Linked DNA regions of Homo sapiens: region 2 is linked to region 1. A link is an interaction called in ENCODE POLR2A ChIA-PET data of the cell type or tissue named here. Cell type or tissue: B cell. All regions are shown on one strand. Links, peaks and the distances in the headings refer to the core of each region. The heading gives the core; the rest is flanking DNA.

Region 1 (11,325 bases), core at 3,583-8,582:
CTCATTATATTGCCCAGGCTGGTCTTGAACTCCTGGCCTCAAGCAATCCCCCTGCCTTCGCCTCCCAAAGTGCTGGGATTACAGACGTGACCCACTGCACCCAGCCTACACTGTCACTTTTTCAAATGCTCATAGCTGTGCAACTTAACACTGGCTTATGACACCACCTGAACTAACCCTTGGGTTTCAGGACCACAGAAGCTGGCTCTAGACAAGAATGACTAGGCAAATGCTTCACCATCACTTTTAGACCTGTCCAAAAGAAAATGAAAAGGAGAACAAGAGGGTGAAATGAGCTTAAGGAATCTCCAAGTTAATGAATCCCAGCATTCCCCTCACAACAGTTATCAGTAGAAGTACAGATGGCAATTTGAAATACAACCTGCAATACTTACTATTAATACCATTAAGCTCTAAATTACGCAAAGAATTTTCCCCTAACACTTGTACCCAGGTTACTGAAAAGAAAGTTGACAATCTAGGGAGAGGAAGAAATGAAAGAAGCCAGCTCTTCTCAGCTTCCCATCATTTTCCCAGAAACCGAGAAGAAAGCCAAGCCCACGGGAGTGATGAAACTCCAGGAACTGTTCGCCCAAGCCCTCCGGCCCGCCTTAGGAAACTCCCCTCTCCAAACTTTACCAATTCAATCACTTTGGTCAACCAGCAACCTCTTTTTCTTCCTTTCTTTTGAACATTATAATTCTCTCTGGTTTATCAAATAAAATAAACACATAAAGGGTATGAGTTATTCATTTTTAAAAAACCTAATTTATGGATTTCCACGGGCTCACCTTTTAAAAATTCTAATACTCTGAAGCAAGGTTAAAATGTTTGAGTCATGCTTATCTTACAATATAATTGAAAGTAGGGCTAATGATATTTCAGAAATAAATAGACACAAAAATCTAAGGAAAAAGAGGCCTGAATGCACCAAAACACAAAGACGTTCACAGTGAAATAACATAGGGTTGCCTAACTCTAAGTAAATGTTTAGTTTTTACATCTACATGGTTTGCACACAACACCACATGCAAACACACACACACAAACACACACACACACACACAACACAGAAAACAAAATCAGCTCAGGGTTATGTCTAAGGAAAGACTGTGCTGGCTCCAAAATACAGTAGCCAAGAACCTCAGACCAAGCTCCCCATGTTAGAGGGAAATGGTAGTCAAGGCAATGGCTACACCAACCCAGTGTGGGCCCCAGAGAGGCAACACTGGGGGACATACTGACCCAAGACAAGGATAAGGCAGGTAGGACTCTGCCTGGACACCCGTGACCCCATCACACCCCTCTATTACACTCTCCTACAGCCCTGACAGCTGTCACAGGTGAATAACTCACAGCATACTACTCAATATATTTTTACAGACATGCAGCTGTGGAACCACCTAGATCAGGATATAGAGAACCAGGCACCCAGAGGTCTCTCCCCTGACCCCTTCTGTCAATAACTAGCACTCTTCCTTGAGGGAAACACTCCTCTGACTTCTGAGAGGGGTCTGCCTCCTTTCTGAACTTTGCATGAATGAAATCATAGTATGCACTTTTGTGTGTGGCTTGTATCACTCAACATTATGTCATGGTTGTCATTTGGCATTTATTTGTGTGGTTACTTGGCTGTCCCTTCCACTTTGTCTCCAGTGCCAAGTACAGTGCCTAAACTTAGTAGGTTCTCAATAAATACCTGTAGAAATAATGAAACTGGCACAGTACCTAGCACACAGGAAGCACTTAATATACACAAGTACCATAATATGAATCATTAATAAAAAGGCATAACAGAGCTCCTTTTGAAAAATCTGTAAAACAGCACAGCAATCTTTATCCTTTGAGATAAATCTCAAAGATTGATCACTCCACCTAACCCAACACAGCAGACGTTAAGACAGTCAGGAGACTTACTGTGACTTCCTAGCATTCCCTTATTTAACATTTGCTCTCTGGGACAATGAGCATGGCCAGGCCACTGGGCTTATGGGGCCTGTACTCAAAAATCCCTTAGAGTTTGTTGGTTTCACTCCGCAACTCAACCAAAGACTAACTCATCCAGTGAACTAGACGAGAGACAGACAAACTCACAGACATATGTGAGTGTGAGATGCACCTTTTTGTACTTGTTCATCAGATAACCAATCCCAAATCTGTGCTGTTGTCCCCTGGAACCTGGGACCTGGGGCTTGGGTTAAAGAAAAACATGAACGTGTACCAAACATATAGTCAGACAGAATGCCTCAAGCCCTGAACACAGCTTCCAACCAAACTGCTACAGAACAATTCCAGACTCCTTTGTGGGTAGTGATTCTCTGTACCATCAATTTTCAATCCTAGCAGACCCAATACCCACCCTTCCACCTTTTTTCTTTTGAGTTTTTAAATTCTCACAGTAAAACTGACTTGGGGCGGGGGGTGGGGGGGGCACTTCTATGCATTTTAACATATTTACATTTTTGTAACCAGCACCACAATCAGGGTACAGATAAAGACAGCATCCCCCAAAATTCCCCTGTGCTCTCCTTTAGAGTCATCCATCTCTGACCCCCCACTTCTGGCAACCACTGATCTGCTGGCCAGCACTATACTGTCGTTGTATAAATGAAATCACATACTATGGAAGCTTTTGAGGCTGACTTCTTTCACTCAGCACCATGCTTTTGAGATTCATCCAGGTTGCAACATGCAGCAAGTTTGTTCTTTTTCACTACTGAGTAGTGTTCCAGTGTATGGATGTACCACAGCTTGTTTATCCAGACACCCACTGATGAGCACCTGGGTTTTGGATATTATGAACAGAGCTGCCATAAACATTCGTGTACAGGATTTTGTGTAAACCTCTTTTCATGTATCCAGGATACACAGGAATGGGACTGATGGGTCATGTGGTAATTTCATAATAAATGGACAAACTGTTTTCCACAGTGACCATACACTTTGCAATCCATCCCTCCAGGAATGTGTGACAGTTCAGTTGCTGTGACCTCATCAGCACCCGCACATCAGTATTTTTTATTTTGGCCCTTCTAACTGGCATATGGGAGCATCCTGTGGTGGGTTTAAATCTGCAGTTCCCTGATGACTAATGAGGTTGAACCCTTTTTCAAGTGCTTTTTTGACATATGTATATCCTTTTTTGGTGAAATGTCTATCAATTTCTTTGGCCTATTTCTTAACCTTTTTGCCATGGCCTGAATGCCTAACAGGAAACTCAAATTCACACATCTAAAGCCCAACTCCTGATAGTCACCTTCCAGACCAGCTCCTTTGAGAGTGTTCCCCATCTCAATTAATGCCCACTGTATCCTCCCTTTGTTCAAGCCAAAAACCTTAGTGTCATTCTTGATTTCTCTCTGATTCCACACCTGACCTGTCAATTAAAGCTTCACAACATATCCAGAGTCGGATCACGCCTTCATCCTTACTGGGATTCCACAAACTCACCTCACCGCTTCTGTCTTGCTTCCTTCAGTCTATTTCCAGCACAGCAGCCAGGGCAGTATTTTTACAGTGTAAAGTCAACTCATGTCATGCTCTGCTCAAATCCCTCAGATGGCTTCACACTAAGAGTACAAGCCAAAGTTCTTGTCGTGGCCTACAAGGTCCTACAAGACCTGCCCCAATACCGCTAATCTTCCTCAGCCTTGACTACTGTTCCTATGCTCTCCTCTGGCCGCATGGCCACCTTGTGCTGTCTCACTATGCCAAGTACTTTCCCACAGCAGGGCCCACACCCTGGGCTTCCATCAGAAAGACCTCCAATCCCTCCCTGGCCAGCTGTGAACATCTCTAGGTATCTCCAGAAACCCATCAGGGCTGAAGAGCTCTCATGCACAGAAAGAACCAGATGCTGGGGCCATTTTGACATTTTGAACACTACCTGTGAAAATGCCTCAGATTTCATTTTGTTCATAGTAACCTCTATTAGACTCCTTAATTTACCCTAATCTGTTCATCTTTATTTTTTTTTTTTGAGACAGAGTCTCACACTCTGTCACCCATGCTGGAGTACAGTTGCACAATCATGGTTCACTGCAGCCTCAACCTCCCAGGTTCAAGTGATCCTCCCACCTCAGCCTCCTCAGCAGCTGAGACCACAGGTGCACACCACCACACTTGGCTAATTAAAAAAATTTTTTTTTGTAGAGACATGTCTCACTATGTTACCCAGGCTAATCTTAAGCTCCTGGGCTCAAGCAATCCTCCTGCCCTGGCCTCCCAAAGTGCTAGGAGACTACAGGTGTCAGCCACCATGCCCACTCCTAATTTGTTAATCTTAATCCCTTAATCTGTTTTTATCAAAAAAGATTCGCCCAAAAAACTATACAGCAATAAAAGGAACAAACTACTGATAAATGCTAAGGCACAGATGAATCATTATGGGAAGTGAAAGAAGCCAGACATAATATATATTGTATGATTGTGTTTATATAAATTTTCCATAAAAAGCAAATCTATAGTGACAGCAGTTCAGTAGTCATCTGAAGCTAGATAGAGAAACAAAGATTGACTGCAAATGAGTACAAAGGAAATCTAAAACTGGATCATGGTGGCCGAATGCAGTGGCTCACGTCTATAATCCCAGTACTTTGGGAGGCCCAAGCAGGCAGATCACTTAAAGTCTGGACTTCAAGACCAGCCTGGCTAACATGGCGAAACCCTTTCTCTACTAAAAATACAAAAATTTGGCCAGGTGTGGTACTTTACGCCTGTAATCCCAGGGTGAGGCTGAGGTGGGCGGATCACCTGAAGTCAGGAGTTTGAGACCAGCCTGACCAACACGGAGAAACCCTGTCTCTACTAAAAATATAAAATTAGCTGGGCATGGTGGCGCACACCTGTAATCCTAGCTACTCGGGAGGCTGAGGCAGGAGAATCACTTGAACCCGGGAGGCAGAGCTTCCAGTGAGCTGAGATTGCACCACTGCACTCCAGCCTGGGCAACAAGAGCGAAACTGTCTCAAATAAAAAAAAATTAGCCGGGTGTGGTAGTACACACCTGTAGTCCCAGCTACTTGGGAGGCTGAGGCAGGGGAATCAGTTGAACCCTAGAGGCGGAGGTTGCAGTGGGCCAAGATCACACGACTGCACTCCAGCCTGGGCAACAAAGCAAGATGCCATCTCAAAAAAAAAAAGAAAAGAAAACTTGGATCATGGTCATGGTTGCACTGGTCCACAAATTTACTAAAACTCATTGGATTATATATTTACAAGGGGTGATTTTATGGTATATAAATTAAATCAATAGAGCAGCTTAAAAAAAAAAGGTTTGCCCATGATACTTGGAGAAGTAGGGCTTCTATTACATATTGACTAAGGATCAATATTCCGGGCTTCAAATAAAACACATCACCACCATTTTGGGAAGGGCTTTTCAGTGCTCCTAACCCAGTTTTTAGAGGGCCATTAAAAAACGGATGAAGCTGAGCAGCAAAAGGAAGATGGAGGAAAGAAAATATCATTTTCTAAATCACTACTGAGCCAGTGATTAAGCAAACTGTGAATGTGAACACTCCTGCCTGCATCCCACTTAAGAATTACTGGCCGGGCACGGTGGCTCACGCCTGTAATCCCAGCACTTTGGGAGGATGAGGTGGGTGGATCACGAGGTCAGGAGTTCAAGACCAGCCTGGCCAAGATGGGGAAACCCTGTCTCTACAAAAATACAAAAATTAGCCTAGCATGGTGGCAGGTGCCTGTAATCCCAGCTACTCAGAGGCTGAGGCAGAGAACTGCTTGAACCTGGGAGGTGGAAGTTGTGGTGAGCTGAGATCGTGCCACTGCACTCCAGCTTGGGTGACAGAGTGAGACTCCCTCTCAAAAAAAAAAAAAAGAACTATTAAAAGCTTTACCCAGCAAGCCAGCAAGTCTTTCTAGCCAGTTGGGTGGGCTACACAGCAGTCCCTTTCCCAACCTAACAACTGGAAATTGGTTTGTCTGTTCAGCAAGTGGACAGCTCAGCTCCAGCCTGCTTACCTGGTATGGTGTGCACTTCATCCAGGATCATGAGGCCCCACTCCTGGGTCTTGAGCCACTCCATGACTCGCTCGGCCTCCCAGGACCTTTTGGTGGTGTGGCCCAGCATGGAGTAGGTGCTAATGGCAACGGAGCAGCCGATGGGCTTGTCCTTGGCATCGGAGGTGAACCGGCAGATCTGGCTGTCGTCAATGGTGGACCACATCTTGAACTGGGCTTTCCACTGCTCCACAGAAACAGCTGAGTTGCCCAGCACCAGACAGCGTTTTCTGACAGTGCATGCAGCAGTCACACCAACCAGGGACTTTCCAGCACCTACAAGAAACAAGAGTGCAATCCCACCCAAGGACAGGTTGAAATGAAGGACAGGGACAGGCAGAATGACTCACAAGTACAGCAATCTAGGAAAATGTCTTGTAACAGTCCACATAGCTGACATCTGAGCGACACACACTGCTCCAGCCTGTTTTCTTCTTTATAATGAGGAGACATGCCCACTTCACATACATATGTGAGAAATGGCAGGCGCTGGGGCCTACTGTAGCACTTTACACACATCTCATTTAAATGTCAAAATCTCAAAACAAACCAGTGAGAAGAGAAATGCCTGTTATTGTTATTTTAAAGATAGAAAAACCTGGCTGAGCCACCATGCCACGGTGGCTCATACCTGTAATCCCAGCACTTTGGGAGGCCGAGGTGGGTAGATCACATGAGGTCAGGAGTTCAAGACCAGCCTGGCCAACATGGTGAAACCCTATCTTTACTAAAAATACAAAAAATTAGCCGGGCATGGTGGCGGGCGCCTATAATCCCGGTCACTTGGGAGGCTGAGGCAGGAGAATATCTTGAACCCAGTAGGCGGAGGTTGTGGTGAGCCAAGATGGCGCCACTACACTCCAGCATGGGCAACGGAGCAAGACTCTGTCTCAAAAAGAAAAAAGAAAGATTGAAAAACTAAAGCTGAGGAGTACTTTACCTTGCCCACAGCCACGGGACAGTGAAGCTACTGGGTCCCAGCATGCCTGGCCCACAGAAGGAGGCACTCGGCAAAAGACCACTATTATTATTACACAGCAAACGGGGCTGAGAATTCAGGGATGCGCTATGTGTGTACAGAGAAAATGAAATTCCAGGAGCTTCTGAGTTTACTACCATCCACCATTTGAAGATCAAGAGAAAAATCAAGCTTTTCCATTAAACAGAGATCCTTCCTTTATTATAAAAATACACTGTGAGTTACCAGGAATAAACGTAAATAAAAAAAATTTGTAAAGTGAAATAAAAAAGGAAAACAACATCAAAATAACCCTTGGAGTTTTGGAAAAAAAGAACCTCCCCTTCCCTGAAGACCTTGCCTCTGTAAGTCCTCAGTGGGGTCCCAAGGTGAGTCTGCTGTGGTCTCTGGCCAAGAAGCTAGGCTAGGACCTGACACTACTGGGATAAGTGGTCAAACAGGTGCCCAGGGGGCCACTCCTGCCTTTCCCTGGACCTGCACACCATCCTAGTCATCCAGGAACACCAAAGTTTCTGCGCTAGGGAGTCTCCAAATACACAACCCCTAAGGCTGATTCAAGAACAAGAACCTAACCCCACTAAGTGCAACAGCCCCTTGCCATCATTACAATCTCACCCCTCATGTGCTCTAATTTTTCTTCGCTGACTCTAGCACCACCCAAGGTTGTACACATCTGCTTACCATCTGTCTCTTCCCCAGAAGAGTGAGCTCCATGAGGTCAGAAGTGTTGTTCTAGCCACCATAATACCCCCAGTGTCCAGGCCAGGGCCCATACACAGCAAGCACTCAAATATTTGTCAAGTCATGAATCAGGGAGTCACCTGATCTTGGCTTTTCAGCAAGGTGTGATTTAGGGAAATGTGCAGAGAGAAAGCGGGAGGCAGCTGGCAGATCCAGACACAACAGCCTGACCACCTTCTTAACTCTGGTACCACTTACCGCAGGGAAGAACAATGACCCCCGAACGTGCACGCCCGTTTCCAAACATCTTTCGCAAGCTCTTCTCCTGATAGGGTCTGAGGACAGCTGTGGGCTTTAGGTCAATGTTGATATCAGGGTTGACAGAATCATTCCGGAAGTCATATTCTGCCAACAGAGGGTACTCCAGGTGGATGCAACGTTTCTGGAGTTCCTCAATCATTTCCTGGAAAGAGGGCACAAAAGGGGTTTTAAAATCTTGTTACTGTGCTCAAAAACATTACATCTTCTAAGAGGTCCAATGGTCAAAAAAGTGGCATTCTATCTAAACTTCTACAAGATTTTAGATCTTGCTCAGTCAACAACCGGGATAAAGCACAGAAAAGCAACCCAGACTAACAACACTTTGAAAATGAAATCTAATCAGCAGGCAAAATTGACCTTCAGGCACCATTTCTCACATCTCCTCAGGAACCTGTGAAGACCAGCCTACCAGCCTGAAAAAGAGGACACTGGGACTTTAACTCCATCAGGAGAAATGATGCCATGGCTCACAGATAATAAAAAGGAGAAAGCAATTCAGGGACCAACAGGGACTCCTTCCTTTCACACAGACTACAGGCAGAGTCGACACATGGCTGGACTAGCTTCTAACAGCAGCTCAGTGAAGGAACCAGGAGGAAGGTACATTCACTAACCTGCTTGACTTCAAAAGACACTGTCTGTGTCTCTTCTTCTTCTTCTTCATCCTTGTCCATTTGCTCATAGAAGTCAAACAGGTCCATGGGGATGTCAGATTTACCCTGTGGATCTGTCACTCGGGAAGTGGAGGGCCCACCACTGCTTTCAGCAGTCTTAGAAATCTGTGAGAGAGGTAGGTGCTGAACGTGCACACAACATTTAATTCTGCTGTTATCAAGCAATGGGTGAAGTTGTAAAGGGTAGAACCAGCAGGGCTGCTAGGTTGTAAGTGCTGGGTTAAAGACACCTGAGAGAACTGAAATCCTAAATGCCTGCCCCCACCCAAGGGTGGCCCAGGAGTCCACATACGGCAGATTTGCTTGTGAAAGTCTCTGTGATGAGCTCAGTGGCCTCCCCTTCAGAGTTTCTTAAGCGGCATTCTCGGATCACGGGGTCCTGGAGAAGATGCTGGATTACATCAGGGTGGCAACTTTCAACGAAGTATCTGCAAGCAGGGGAGGAAGAAGGGGTCTACTGACCAGCAGGTACCTCCTGGAGATTCCACTGCTCATTCAATTAGATGGTCTGGAAATACAAGCCTCATGACTCTCCCCACAACCCTTCGCCAAATCTGTACCATGAGCTGCCGGCCATGATTTAACATATGAGGGTTGTGACTTTGAGGTCAAGTAGGCAGGGGCCTGAGCCCAGCTCCACTGCTAGAGGAAATACAGTGGCCAGTGGATGAGTTTCCAGTCTGGGCCACATCTCTTGTTTCTCTTCTCTTATCTGTGCTTCACAGAAAAGACAGCATAAACATCAGGTCCTTCCCATATCCCTTTATTCCTGCTGGTGCGCAGAAAGTGACAGTGCCTTGGGACAGGCCTGTCATGGAATCTCTTACCTGTTGTGCTTCAAGACCAGCTTGACTTTTCCATAGCTGACAGTACACAACTGCAAATACAGATAACATCCAACAGGTAAATGTGCAGCTAACTCAGAACACATTCATTACTGGTCACATCTTACACCTACCAACCAAGTGAAAAGTTCATTTTACTTTAGGGAAACCCAACTTGCAATCCTAAAGTGGTCAGATGTGCCTAAACTGAGCTTTTTCCATTGGCCTCTGCTTTCTGAGAACAAAATCTTCCTCTTGCCTGGGTAATTCTGATGCATATCCATTAAGTTATAAAACGCTGCTTAAAATCTTGCATTCTGCCTTTCCTCTCTATTCCCACAGCCCCCACCCTAGTCTAGAGAAGACCACACCAGTATTACTACAACTCCACAGAGTATGTGCACAGTAATTGCGGCTTAAATAAAATGCAAAGCCTCTTCACCAATGCTCCTATTTCCCCAAATAGAATGTAAGCATCTTGATGGCAGAGAATACAGCTTAAATCCTCCCAGGTTCCCAACCACCTTTAGGAAGGAATACAGTAGAGGCTGTGTGGCAACAATAAAAATTTGCCACTCAGGCCAGGCACGGTGGCTCACACCTGTAATCCTAGCACTTTGGGAGGCCGAGCCAGGTGGATCACCTGAGGTCAGGAGTTCGAGACCAGCCTGGCCAACATGGTGAAACCCCATCTCTACTAAAAATATAAAAATTAGCCGGGCATGGTGACGGGCGCCTATAATCCCAGCTACTTGGGAGGCTGAGGCAGGAGAACTGCTTGAGCCTGGGAGGTAGAGGTTGCAGTGAGCCAAGATCATGCCACTGCTATCCAGCCTGGGCGACAGAGCAAGACTCCGTCTCAAAAAAAAAGAAAAAAAAAATTTGCCAGTCAGACTTTGAGGGGCTGCCTATCCCCGCTGTTGTCCCTGATCCACCACTACAGTGCACCAACACCTACATCCCTGCAGGCAATTCGCAGCCAAGACCAGGCAGAGCCACAGTGTTGGTACAAGGTCCTCTCCTTGGGCACGCTTTCTTTTTTGTTGTTGTTCTGAGGCGGAGTCTCACTCTGTTGCCCAGGCTGGAGTGCAATGAATGGTGAGATCTCAGCTCACTTCAACCTCTGCCGCCCGGGTTCAAGTGATTGTCCTGCCTCAGCCTCCTGAGTAGCTGGGATTACAGGCACCCACCACCATGCCTGGCGAATTTTTGTATTTTTAGTAGAGACAGGAATTTCGCCATGTTGGCCAGGCTGGTCTTGAACTCCTGACCCCAGGTGGTCCACCCACCTCAGCCACCCAAAGTGCTGGGATTACAGGAGTGAGCCACTGCACCTGGCCGGGCACGCTTTCACATCACAGGAAAAGAGAGTTCTCTCCAGGACTCCTGCAGCTTCTCTGGGACTGGCTGCAGTACCATACTGAATTCCTGTGGCACTCTTCTGCCACTCCAGATCCCAAGGTCTGAATCTGACTCCTTTTGGATCAGCCAAAGGCAATGAAAGCCACTGTCCATCTCTTTTAAATGGCATTCACCCATCTCGCAGAAGAAACCTAGCATGTTCAACTATTAATCACATGGAACCCTCTTTGTTTTGTCAAAAACATCTGAAGTTGTTTTTGACTTTCCCTCATGGAACTTGTTGACTATTGGTCTCCTGCAGATACTTAGCTTTAGACAGAGTTTACCACCTGTGTTAGTCAGCTTGGGCTGCCATAATAAAATTCCAGACTGGGTGGCTTCAACATTAGAACTGTATTTTCTCAGAGCTGTGGAGGCTGAAAGTCTATGATCAAGGTATCAGCCGATTCAGTTTCTGGTGAAG
Region 2 (8,100 bases), core at 3,100-8,099, 64 kb after region 1:
TCAAATACATATAGGACATTTCCAAGACAGACCAAATATTAGGTAATAAAACAAATCTCAGTAACTACATGGATTGAAATCACACAAAGTGTGTTCTCTGACAAAAATGCAATAAAATTAGAAATTGGCAACACAAGGATATCTGGAAAATTCACAAATATGTGAAAATTAAAAAACATAAAAATAATCAATGGGTCACTAGAAGGCATAAGGAAAATTAGAAAATACTTTGAGATAAAAATGAAAACACATCAAAACAAAATGTATTGGATGCATCTAAAGATAAAATTTATAACTGTAAATATTTACATTGACAAACAAGAAGGATGTCAAATCAATAACCTAACCTTTGACCTTAAAATACTAGAAGATGAGGAACAATTTAAATCTGAAACAAGCTAAAGGAATAGGGAGTAGAAAATAAAAATACCACTGAAATTTAAAAAAAAAATCAAGAAAACAAAAATTGGCCCTTTGAAAAGATCAACAAAACTAACAAACTTTTAGCTAATCAAAAAAAGAAGAGGGAAAACACAAATAACTAAATTCAAGAATTCAAAAGGGAGCAATTACACCAACCTTTCAGAAATAAAAAGGATAAGAGAATACTGTTAACAACTGTACATCAACAAATTAGATGACTGAGATGACACAGACAAATTCCTAAAAAGAAACAAATTATCAAAATCGACTCATCAAGAAGAAATTAAGAATTTGAACAGACCTATAAAAAGTAAAAAGACTAAATTAGAAATGAAAAATTTCTCACAAATAAAAGCCCTGGACCAGATCACTTCAAACATTTACAGAATTTACAAAAACTGGTTTTAAAAAAAAAAAAAAAAAAAAAAGAAGGAACACTTCCCAATTCATTGTGAAGCCAGTATTACTCCAATACCAAAACCAGACAAAGCCATCACAAGATGAGAAAACTAAAGATCAATATCTCATCAATACAGATGCAAAAATCCTCAATAAAATACTAGCAAACCTAACCTAGAACATTAAAAAACAAATTATATACCATGCACATTTGGGATATATCCAACAAAATCAAGGTTGGTTCAGCACATAAAATCCAATCAATGTAAAAAACCACATTAACAGAACAAAGAACAAAAACCAGGCAGGCACAGTGGCTCATGCCTGTAATCCCAGCACTTTGGGAGGCTGAGGCAGGCGGATCACCTGAGGTCAGGAGTTCGAAATCAGCCTGGCCAACATGGCAAAACCCTGCCTCTACTAAAAATACAAAAATTAGCCAGGCATGGTGATGGGCACCTATAATCCCAGCTACTTGGGAGGCTGAGGCAGGTGACTCCCTTGAACCTGGGAGGCAGAGGTTGGCAGTGAGCAGAGATCATGCTGCACTGTACTCTAGCCCGCGCGACAGAGCGAGACTCTGTCTCAAGGAAAAAAAGAAAAAAAAGAAAAAAGAACAAAAACCAAATCATCTCAAAACATACAGAAAACACATGTGCCAAAATTCAACACCCTTTTATGCTCAAAAGATAACAAACAGAAGAGGACATAATCAAGTTGATTATGGTGAAAAACTTCATGGTGAAAAACAGGATACATTCCCAGTAAGGCCAGGAATATGGGGATGTCCACTCTTGCCACACATCTATTTAATATTGTACTAGAGGTTCTAGTCAGAAGACGAGGCAAGAAAATGAAATAAACGGAATCCAGACTGGATAAGAAGTAAAACTATACCCATTTGCAAGTGACATAATCTTAGATACAGGAAAACCTAAGAAACAAACAAAAACAGTATTAGAATCAATAAACACGTTCAGCACAGATGCAGGATACAAGGTCAACATTCAAAAATCAATTATATTTCTATACATTAGCAATAAACATTCTGGAAATAAAATTAAGAAATCAATTTCATTTACAATACCACCAAAAAAAATAAAGTACTTAGGAACATATTTAACAACAACAAAAAAATGCAGCTTGCACTCTAAAAACTACAAAACACTGTTGAAAGAAATTAAAGTAGACCTAAATATACAGAAAGACATCCCATATTCATGAATGGGAAAACAATATTTTTAAGATAGCAATACTCCCAAAGTTATCTACAGATTCAATGAACTCTCTATCAAAATTCCAATGGCCTCTTTTAGCAGAAACGGAAAACTGATCCTTAAATTCATATGAAACTGCAATAGGCACTGAATAGCCACAACAATACTGAAAAAGAAAAATAAAGATGCTCAGTATCATCTGTCATCAGGGAAATGCCAATAAAAATCAAAATGACATACTACCTCACATCCAGTAGGATGACTATAATCAAAAAGAAAGACAATGACAGGTGGTAATGAAGATGTGAAGAAATATGAGCCACTGTTTCCACTCCTATTGTATATACCCAAGAGAACTGAAAGCACACAACCACACAAAACCCTGTAAATTCAATGCAGCACTATTTATAAGAACCCAAATGTCCATCAACTGATGAAGAGAGAAACATGTCCTATATCCATATGATGAAATATTATTGACCATGTGTGGTGGCTTACAGATTACATCTGTAATCCCAGCACTTTGGGAAGCTGAGATAATTGGATCACTTGAGGTCAGGAGTTTGAGACCAGTCTGTCCAATGTGATGAAACCCTATCTCTACTAAAAACACAAAAATTAGCTGGGCATGGTGGCAGGAGCCTGTAATCCCAGCTACTCAGGAGGCTGAGGCAGGAGAATTGCTTGAACATGGGAGGCAGATGTTGCAGTGAGCCCACATTACGCCACTACACTCCAGCCTGGACAACAGAGTGAGACTTCATCTCCAATAAATAAATAAACAAATAAATAAAATTCAGTCATTAAAAAGAATAAAGTACCTATACATGCTCCAACATGGACAAATTTATGCTAAGTGGAATAAGCCAGATTTTTAAAAAGCCCCATATTCCACTTACATGAAATGTCTAGAATAGCAAATCTACAGAGACTGAAAGTAGATTAGTGATTTCCTAAAGCCAGGGTATGGGAAATGGGGAATGACTGTGAATGAGTATGAAGTATCTTTTGGGGGATGAGGAAATGTTCTGGAGTGAGGCAGTGGTGATGGTTGCACAACTCTGTGAATAAATGAAAGATTACTGAATTGTAGTATTTAAAAGGGTGAATTTCATGGTATGCAAATTATAACTGAAAAAGGAAGGAAGGGAGAAAGGAAGGAAACAAAATAGAAGTGGCTGGTTCTATGAATAACTAGAGATCATTTGCTCACCTAGAGAAGCAACTGCCTCAGCTCCAGTCAATAGCTGCTACAGAAGTTCGGGCTCAGTATTATCAGATATGCTGGTTTTTCAAAAAGCCCTAATCCAAATTTTAATGTGAGATCTCCCCAATTTCAAATATTAGCAACTAATTCAAATTTTTACAAAAACAACCATGTTATCCTTGCATGCTGCCATTTTGTAAGCACTGACAACTTTAATTTCTTTTTAGTTATATTATTTTCAAATGTCAAGTAACATTAAGGAATTATCAAAGAAAAAATGTAAAAATTATTAACACAGAATATAACATAAAACAAGAAAGTGTTCCTTTCTTTTCTTTCTTTTTTTTTTTGGAGACAGGGTCTCACTTTGTTGCCCAGGTTAGAGTGCACTGGCATGATCACTGCCTGCGGCAGCCTCAACTTCCCTGACTCAAGTGATCCTCTTGCTGCAGCCTCTCAAGTAGCTGGGACTACAGGTACGCATCATGCCTGGCTAGTTTTTTGTTTTTGTTTTTGTTTTTTTATATGGCGTCTCACTGTGTTGCCCAGGCTGGTCTCAAACTCCTGGGCTCAAGCAATCCTCCTGCCTCGGCCTCTCAAAGTGTTGGGATTACAGGCCATCCAGCCTGGTCTCGAGAAAGTGCTCCCTTCATCATGCCTATCAGTACCATTTCAAGGGCAACCACTGTATTACCTCAGTTTTTAGGACTTTTAATCAAGACAAATATAAGACTAAATTTTAAACAGCTGAGAAGAAAACATCTAGTCTAAACATCTTATTTTAAAATCTGAGGGCCAAAAAGATAATATAACTTATAAAGTTGGACAAAGCTAAGACTTGAATACCTGTTTCTTATTTCTTACTCAAGTAAACTTTCCATAATGCCATATCACTCCAATTTACCTTTTGAGGAAACAACTAGCTGGAATACAAAATTCTCCTACCATACATATGCACATAGAGAAAGTCACAAAGTGGTTGGGGAAGTTTTATTTAGTATATTCTCTTTCAATAAAAATTTAAATTCTCAACGAAATTTTTCAGGTGGTTTTGTTTTGTTTTCTGTGACAGGGTCTTGCACTGTCACCCAGGCTGATGTGCAGTGGTACTATCACAGCTCACTGCAGCCTCAATCTCCCGGGCTTAAGCAATTCTTCCACCTCAGCCTATAGCATTTGCTACCACGCCCAGCTAATTTTCTGTAGAGATGGAGTTTTGCCACGCTGCCCTGATGTCTGCAAGTACCAATCCCCACTGTACGGCTGAGGAATCAGAATATGACTGAGATACAGCTGATTTAGAGGAGGTAATTGCAAAATGAGCCTAAAACATCTCACTGAACCAGAAAGAAAGCACATAAAGACTTATGGGGACATGTCAGAAGGCCACAGGCACAACTTGAAGGGGATTCCACTTATCAAATATGGGACAATTTGAGCATCAAAATAAAAATAATGTTGGATTACAGGCCCACTGAATAGAAAAAATGAAACAATGAAGTTAGGCCCAATAGCTATAATCTCAGCTACTCAGGAGACTGAGGCAGGAGGATCACTTCAGCCCAGGGGTTTGTATCCCACCAGGGCGACATGGCAAGATCCCATCTCCTGAAACAAAAACAAAAACAAAAAAAAAAAAAAAAAGAAAGAAGAAAACCATGAGTCCATAAAAACAAAGATAAACAAATAAATCAACAATGGGAGGAAGAGAAAGCTTTTTCTTACAGTAGAATGTCAACTAATGAATGTAATAAAATTAGAAAGACCACCATTCAGCAATCATCAATAGAAATAATTAAGTAATAATTCAACCAAGAAAAATCAACAAATGCTAAAGCTAGTGGATGAAAAGTGTGATGAGGAATGAGTTACTTAGTTTCAACACACCATCTCCAAAAAATAATCATTTCCACTCATTTTTCAAAGGAAAAAAAAGTACCCTTTCTAGTGTAGAAAGCCAGCAGACAAAAAAAAAAGCTTAAGTCAAGTGATCCATGTTAATTAAGATCATCAGTAACAGGCAAATTAAAATCATGTACCTAACTAGCCTGACTTCAATTTTTAAAAATTAAAAAAAAGTGCCAACTGGTAAGGTAACACTGAGAAGAATACCACATCACCTCTGTGATACTGCTACCAAAAATTGATAACCTGAATTGATTCATAGGGAAGCATTAGACAAATCTCAATTGAGAAATAGTCTAAGAATTAACTGCTCTGTAAACCTCAAAACTGTCGAAATCATGAAAGTCAAGGAAACGTTATGGCTGTTCTAGATTGAAATACATCAAAAAGACACAACAACTAAATGCAAATTATAATCCTGATTGAATTATTTTCCTAAAATGAGCATTATTGGGACTACTGGCAAAACTTGAATGGGTTCTGTGGATTAGATGATATAATCCACAGGTTCTATCAATGCTAACCTCCTCATTTTGACAGTTGGATTCTGGATATGTAGAAAAATATCCTTATTGATAGCAATTACAAACTAAAATATTGTGGGGTGATGGGACCTCATGTTAGCAAGTTACTCTCAAATAATCAAAACAAATTTCTTTATACTGGTTTTGCAACTTCTGGAACTTATTTCAGAAGAAAAAAATTGTAAAAACAAAAACAAAGTGAAAAAAATCTATTCTTCTCCAGTCTTATCAAGAAGCATCTCTATTTTTCCAGTTGCTCAAAACAAAAATTTTGAGATAGGCTTGACCCCTCTCATGCTCTCACCTTATATTCCAATCCATTAGCAAATCCCATTAGCTTTCCCTTAAAAATATATTTCACTACTCCAAGCCATAATCCTCTCTTGCATGGATTACTGAAATAGTTTCATATCTGATCAACTTGATTTTACTCCAAACTCTAATATAACTCATTTCCTATACAACAATAAGGATCACCCTTTTAAAAAGTAAGTCAGAGAATGTTAATGCTCTCTCTCTGTCAGAAAGTACTGGTAGTTTCTCTACTTTGAATAAATTCCAAAGTCCTTGCCATGGCTTACTTCATATAATCTAGACTTCCCTACTTCTTGTTTTTTTGTGTTTTTTTTTTCTTTTTTGAGACAGGGTCTTGCTTTGTCACCCAGGCTAGAGCGCAGTGGCACAATCATGGCTCGCTGCAGCCTTGACCTCTTGGGCTCAAGTGATACTCCCACCTCAGCCACCCAAGTAGCTGGTACTACAGGTACGCACCACCATGCCCAGCTAATTTTTGTATTTTCGGTAGAGACACGGTTTTGCTATGTTGCCCAGTCTGGTCTTGAACTTCTGGGCACAAGCAATCCACCTGCCTTGGCCTCCTAAAGTGCTGCGATTACAGCCGTGAGCCACCATGCCTGGCCAACTTCCCTACTTTTGGTGTTATATTCTACTACAGTAAAGGTTAGATACAGAACACTGCTACTTCCGCCAAGACTAACACAATGGATGATCCCATCCCCACCACTGCAAAAAAAGAAAAGAAAAGAGAAGGTTGTTTAAATACCGGTAGGCTAAAAACATAAATATCCATTACAGCTTCCATGGCAATGCACTCTCACGAGTCTCCATTCTTCACCCCACTTCCCACATCTCACCTGAGTCTGCTTCAGAATCTCTTCTTCCTTGTTTGGCTATTAAATGCCAGTGTCATTTGAAGTTTCATTCTTGCACTACTACTCTTTTCATTCTATTGAGTCTCTTGAAGAAACATCACCTATAAACTAACCCTCAAATCTGTATCTCCAATCTAGACAGAGCTAAGCTTCAAATTCCAAATTATATAAAACTAGTTGTTAGATATTTTAATCCTTGGCCACATGCTTAGGATGGCAAAGCAGTAAGTTAAAAAAGAGTGCATGCTTCCCTCTCCCTCTCCCTCCTCCTCCCCCTCCCTCCCTCTCCCTCTCTTTCCACGGTCTCCCTCTGATGCCGAGCCGAAGCTGGACTGTACTGCTGCCATCTCGGCTCACTGCAACCTCCCTGCCTGATTCTCCTGCCTCAGCCTGCCGAGTGCCTGCGATTGCAGGTGCGCGCCGCCATGCCTGACTGGTTTTCGTATTTTTTTGGTGGAGACGCGGTTTCGCTGTGTTGGCTGGGCTGGTCTCCAGCTCCTAACCTCAAGTGATCCGCCAGCCTCGGCCTCCCAAGGTGCCGGGATTGCAGATGGAGTCTCGTTCACTCAGTGCTCAATGGTGCCCAGGCTGGAGTGCAGTGGCGTGATCTCGGCTGGCTACAACCTCCACCTCCCAGCCGCCTGCCTTGGCCTCCCAAAGTGCCGAGATTGCAGCCTCTGCCCAGCCGCCACCCCGTCTGGGAAGTGAGGAGCGTCTCTGCCTGGCCGCCCATCGTCTGGGATGTGAGGAGCCCCTCTGCCTGGCTGCCCAGTCTGGAAAGTGAGGAGCGTCTCTGTCCTGCCGCCATCCCATCTAGGAAGTGACGAGCGTCTCTGCCCGGCCGCCCATCGTCTGAGATGTGGGGAGGGCCTCTGCCCCGCCGCCCCGTCTGGGATGTGAGGAGCGCCTCCGCCCGGCCGTGACCCCGTCTGCGAGGTGAGGAGCATCTCCGCCCGGCCGCCCCATCTGAGAAGTGAGGAGACCCTCCGCCCGGCAGCCGCCCCGTCTGAGAAGTGAGGAGCCCCTCCGCCCAGCAGCCGTCCTGTCTGAGAAGTGAGGAGCCCCTCCGCCCGGCAGCCGCCCCGTCTGGGAAGTGAGGAGTGTCTCCGTCCAGCAGCTGCCCCGTCCGGGAGGGAGGTGGGGGGGGTCAGCCCCCCGCCTGGCCAGCCGCCCCGTCCGGGAGGGAGGTGGGGGGGGTCAAACCCCGGCCCGGCCAGCCACCCCGTCCGGGAGGTGAGGGGCGCCTCTGCCCG

Evidence for each region. Peaks named below come from ENCODE experiments on the same cell type or tissue, not always from the same donor. Only the 100,000 strongest peaks of a DNase experiment are listed, where the experiment ranks them.
Region 2: POLR2A ChIA-PET joins it to region 1 with 9 read pairs; 2 of 35 experiments call an interaction of 5 or more read pairs at or near these places.

The regions. Positions count from the first base shown.
Region 1 is chr2:127,280,721-127,292,045 of GRCh38, forward strand. It overlaps ERCC3 (ERCC excision repair 3, TFIIH core complex helicase subunit), which reads right to left. Exons shown (of 15, transcript NM_000122.2): 4 at 9,504-9,553; 5 at 8,969-9,104; 6 at 8,617-8,781; 7 at 7,940-8,144; 8 at 5,983-6,297. Among named protein-coding and RNA genes, the nearest start is that of ERCC3, 7.8 kb to the right of the region's middle. In B cell, for the core only: no CTCF peak of the experiment used is centred there; no DNase peak of the experiment used is centred there.
Region 2 is chr2:127,345,582-127,353,681 of GRCh38, forward strand. All of the region lies in intron 1 of MAP3K2 (mitogen-activated protein kinase kinase kinase 2), which reads right to left. Among named protein-coding and RNA genes, the nearest start is that of MAP3K2-DT, 38 kb to the right of the region's middle. RefSeq lists an enhancer at 6,406-6,905. In B cell, for the core only: no CTCF peak of the experiment used is centred there; no DNase peak of the experiment used is centred there; H3K4me3 peaks cover 417 bases; H3K27ac peaks cover 1,773 bases.